Regions from separate parts of the Homo sapiens genome. Here region 2 is linked to region 1. A link is an interaction called in ENCODE POLR2A ChIA-PET data of the cell type or tissue named here. Cell type or tissue: CD4-positive, alpha-beta T cell. All regions are shown on one strand.

What was found. ChIA-PET counts read pairs that join two places held together with the same protein. Peaks named below come from ENCODE experiments on the same cell type or tissue, not always from the same donor. Only the 100,000 strongest peaks of a DNase experiment are listed, where the experiment ranks them.
Region 2: POLR2A ChIA-PET joins it to region 1 with 7 read pairs; 5 of 35 experiments call an interaction of 5 or more read pairs at or near these places.

What each region holds. Positions count from the first base shown.
Region 1 is chr16:84,547,993-84,550,492 of GRCh38, reverse strand. No RefSeq gene overlaps it. Among named protein-coding and RNA genes, the nearest start is that of MEAK7, 45 kb to the right of the region's middle. RefSeq lists enhancers at 852-1,601, 2,353-2,500. In CD4-positive, alpha-beta T cell, no CTCF peak of the experiment used is centred here; a DNase peak (open chromatin) is centred at 1,002; H3K4me3 peaks cover 1,982 bases; H3K27ac peaks cover 1,954 bases.
Region 2 is chr16:84,643,697-84,646,196 of GRCh38, reverse strand. It overlaps LOC105371376 (a long non-coding RNA gene), which reads left to right. Exons shown (of 4, transcript XR_933817.2): 4 at 2,389-2,500. Among named protein-coding and RNA genes, the nearest start is that of KLHL36, 3.6 kb to the left of the region's middle. In CD4-positive, alpha-beta T cell, no CTCF peak of the experiment used is centred here; no DNase peak of the experiment used is centred here.

The sequences.
Region 1 (2,500 bases):
AACAGGGAAATTCTCCATTGTTGCGGGGGGTGGGTCAGAAAGGCCTCCAGGAGGTAAGGATGGCTCATGGCTCTCACAGTTGGGAAATACGGGAACCCCTGTCTTAAAGCCACCAAGTGATCTCAGAAGAGGCCCTTGGGCTCCAGGTGAGAATGCAGTGAGCTGGCACCTTGATTTTGGCCTTAGGATGCCCTGAGCAGAGAGTCCAACCGTGCTTGTCCAGACTTCTCAACTGCAGAACTGTGACATCACCAGTGACTTGGGTGTTTTTATGGGGAGGGAAGAGTGTTGTCTGAAGTCATCAAGTTTGTTGTACTTTGTTACACAACAAAAGAAAACTGGTAAGGCATTCCTATGGTTTCCAGCAATTGCGCTTTTAAGGAACACTTCTGTCTTGAACCTCCTTTCACACAAGTCTTTATTTCAGAATTTCTGTGGGGTGGATTTCTAAAAGATTTTTGGGCTAACCATTTAAATTATCGATGTGTGCTGCATGAGCAGTGGCTCATTCCTGTCATCGCAGCACTTCGAGAGGCCGAATTGGGAGGATCACTTGAGGCCAGGAGTTTGAGACCAGCTGGGGCAACAAAATGAGATCCCCGTCTCTACAAAAAATAAAAATTAAAAATTAAAACATAAAAAAGGACATTATGGATGTGAATTACCAAATTGTCCTCCCGAAGCCACGTGTTGATTGACAGTCTGCCCCCTTTCCCCTGCCCTCACCAACAATGGATATGAGTCATCTTTTTTTAACTGTGGTAAGATACACGCGACATAGGACTTACCATTTTAACTATTTTAAAGTGATCCAGTCCGTTGCATTCAGCACACTCACGATATTGTGCCACCCCCGCTGCTCTAGCCCCAGAACTTTCCTGTCACCCCAAAAGGAAAACTCGTATCAATTAGGCAGTCACTCCCCACCCCCTCCCTGGCCCCCGGCAGCCACTCATCTGCTTTCTGTCTCCTATCATTAATCTTTTACTTGTTGCCAATCGGATACACAAATAGGGGCATTTATTTCAAGCTGCTCTGATGACAGGATGTGCACACAGCTCTCTCTTCCTGGAACTCAGACAAGCGCATGTCCCGGTTGCCGACAGAACGGCCCCACCACAGGTCAGGGCTCCGGACGCATGGACACATTCTCTGCCTTTCCTGCTTCTCCCAGCAGGCCCTGTCTCTGCCACCTCCCCATCAGCCCCGTGTTCTCCAGCTTGAGACCTTGGCATGTCCTTCCTCCATCCTCCTGCCTCTCCTCCTCCACCCTCTGTATCACTGGTGGCTGATTCTAAGTGGGCAAGGCCTCCTGCGTCTCAGCCTGCCTCCCTGCTCGGTTGAGACTCTCGTCTGGCATGGGGTTGGCTGCCCCGGGGCATCTCTGGGCAGGGGACTGGGGATCCAAGGCCTCCGGGGCCTGGCAAGTACGGGGAGGAGGGCTGGAGGCTGGGCACCAAGGAGACAACAGGGAGAGGTGGGGACTGTGGCCAGGGGAGGGCGCGTGTCTTTCTAAAGAGGGCAGCTGCATGGTGACTGTGTGCTCCCAGATTTTCTTATTTTCTAAAGGAGTCCTAAATATAGATATTTATATACAAGTGATTGACATTTCATCAAAACAAGCACATTCTCATTACCCTGGCCAACCAACACGGAGGAGTCGGGGTGGTGGAAGCAGGCAGCCACTCGCCCCACAGGCTGGCTCCGTGTGAGAGGCGAGGCGTGGAGACAGCAGGTCTCCAGGTTGCTGGAGGCTTGAAAGCCTGAATAGATGCACCCGGCTGCATCTCCAGGTCCCCAGGCTCCTGCCAGGCCAGGCTCTTTGTGGATTCTAGAACATTCTCTTCAGCTGCCTGAGCCCCTGTGGCTGTTTCCATGGCCCTGCAGGGTCTGAGGGAAAAGTGAGCCCTGTGCTGCTTTTTTTTTTTTTTTTTTTGAGATCGAGTTTCACTCTTGTTGCTGCCCAGGCTGGAGTGCAATGGCACAATCTCGGCTCACCGCAACCTCCGCCTCCTGGGTTCAAGTGATTCTCCTGCCTCAGCCTCCTGAGTAGCTGGGATTACAGGCATTTGCCACCACGTCCAGCTAATTTTGTGTTTTTAGCAACGACAGGGTTTCTCCATGTTGGTCAGGCTGGTCTCAAACTCCTGACCTCAGGTGATCTGCCTGCCTCAGCCTCCCAAAGTGCTGGGATTACAGGCGTGAGCCACCGCGCCCAGCCGTGTGCTGCTGTCTTTAGAGCCTCTCGAGGCCCCGCTTTCGGCTGAGCACCCCCCCCCCTCCTATGTGACATGGAGATGCCCCAGGCCTGGGATTGTCCCCGTGGATTTGCGAGCATCTTGGGCAGATGCTGTGGGAGGGCCTGACCTCTCCTGCAGGGTGAATGAACTGTTTGTGTATGTGTGTGGGTTGGGCGGGTGGGTGCTGGGTTATTCCTGGGCTGACAAAGAGACCCCAACCCCAAAGCCCAGCCTCGGGAAGCAGGCTCAGCCCACCAGCT
Region 2 (2,500 bases), 96 kb before region 1:
ATCTATGCTATCTATCTATCTATCTATCTATTTATCTAACAAGAGATTTCGCTGTAGAGCCTATAACTCAGCATGAACATCGGCCTTCCGGGTGTTGTGTTCATCATGAATGAGAAGACGTGCAACCTGGTGTATGGGGGCCGGAGTAAGGGCCTAAGACAAGCTCATCCACACATGACCTTGACATGAAAACGGTGTGGACTCGGCTAACTTGGCTTCACCCTGCGTTCCCCAACAGCACTTTGTGAACCACTCTCTCAGTCTTTTTCTTTCAGTAACGTTTTGTGTCCTCCCAAATTATAAAAGTAATGCATGCTTTACTCAGCTACTCTCAATACAGAAAAGTTCAAAACAAAAAACCAAACAGCCATGTGTAGTGGCTCATGCCGGTAATTCCAGCACTTTGGGAGGAAAAAGGATCACTTGAGCTCAGGAGTTCGAGACCATCCTGGGCAACATAGCAAGACTCTCGTCTGTACAAAAAAAAATTAAACATCAGCCAGTCATGGCTGCATGCATTTGTAGTCCCAGCTACTTGGGAGGCTAAGGTGGGAGGATTGCTTGAGCCCACGAGGTCGAGGTTGCAGTGAGCTGTGGTTGTGCCACTGTACTCCAGCCTGGGTAACAGAGCAAGACCTTGTCTCAAAAACAAAACAAAATAAAACAAACACTCATTTCTACATCATTCAAAAAAATTGGTTCATATTGTTCTCTCAACATTTTCCTCTTACACAATTTCTTTGCCATAATGATAATTCCAGTTTTCTAAGCACTAGGCAGTGCTGTAAGCCCTCTGCATGTATTAACTCATTTGATACTATCTCTGTACCCTGGGATGTGGATCTCCATCCTTACATGAATTCATGCACTCCCTCCTTCGTTCATTCAGCAGACTTTTCAGGAACACCTGCTGTAAGCCTGGCACTGTGGTAGGTGCCAGGGATATAAAGAAGAAAATTTCAGGGGTTTTAGGAAGACAGCCAAACAAGTCAATCAGCCATGACCCTATCATGGTGAGTTAATACCTTGATCCTTTGAGGAAGGTATCATTACTTTCCCTGTTTGCAGATGGGGAAGCTGAGTCCTGGAGAAGTTAAATCCCTTGCTCAAGGTCCCAGAACTCGTAAGGAGCAGAGCTGGGCTTTGAACCCAGGGAGTCTGCCTCCAGTGTCTGCAGCCCTAGCCTTGGCCACTGCCCAACAGTACCTCAGTGCACTGATGACAGTGATGTGTGCTCAGTGCAGACAGTTGGAAAACAGGCCCAGAAGAGGAAAACATAACCCACCTGAGGAGAACAGCTATTGGCATTTAAGGATAAACCAGCTCAATATTTTTCTCCTGCATATATTCCCTGCACGCCTATGCAAATGAGATCCTATGGTGCACACTCCTTGGTAGCTGACTTTTTCCCCATTTTGCAAATGTCATGAGTTTTTCACATGTCAGTAAGTCCTCGTTGATGACATGATGTTTAATGGCTGTGCCTGATCCTTCAGTATGGATTGTGCCCTTGACCTCCCCCCATTGTTGGGCATCCAGCTGGTGTCTCTATTATGAATCATGCCGTGGTGAACATCCTTGCTCACACATCCATATGCACATCTCTGACAGTGAAGGGGAATTGCTGGCTCCAAAGGTCTGCATATTTGTAAGACCCTAAACCATGCCTCTCCCCTGAAAGCCTGTCCTAATTGGTGCCCCCAACAGCAGCTCAACACTGTCACTTCTGAGATTCAGGCACCATCCGATGGAGCCAGCCAGCTATATGTTTTGCATGGCCCAGTGCAGGATGAAAATGTGGGCCACCTTTTGTTCCAAAAAAGCAGGAGAAAAGCTTGTTCCTTTCTTTTGCACACTCTCTCCCCAACATGGTGCCTTTTTTCCTTTTTTCTTCCTTTCTCTCTCCTTCCTTCTTTCCTTCCTTCCTTCTTTCCTTCCTTCCCTTCTTCCTTCCTTCCTTCTTTCCTCTTTCTTTTCCTTCCTTCCTTCGTTTCTTTCTTTCTTTCTTTCTCTCTCTCTCTCTCTCTTTCTTTCTTTCTTTCTTTCTTTCTTTCTTTCTTTCTTTCTTTCTTTCTTTCTTTCTTTCTTTCTTCCTTTCTTTCCTGGGTGGAACAATTGCCACTGTCACCAAAGACGACCACTCCAGGCTTAGGTTATCTCCATCCTCAATACCTCTGTGCAGAAACAAATGTCACAGAAGAGTACCCAGTGAAAGAGGCACACCATCTGGAAGCCCAGAATAGCAAAAACATGGGGCGGGGCCTGGGCAAGTTAGGCCTAGTTTGATCATAATTCATGCACAGGCCCTGTGCTAACTGCTCTGCTCCCTCCCCTGTCTAATCCTCACAGTAACCTATGGTCAATGCTATTGTTCTCCCCACTTTACAGATGAGGAAACTGAGGTTCTGAATGATTAGATGACTCACCCGATATCACACAGCTGGTAAGCACGTGAACCAGGATGAGAAACCCAGGCTATCTATGCCAGTGCCCAGTTAAC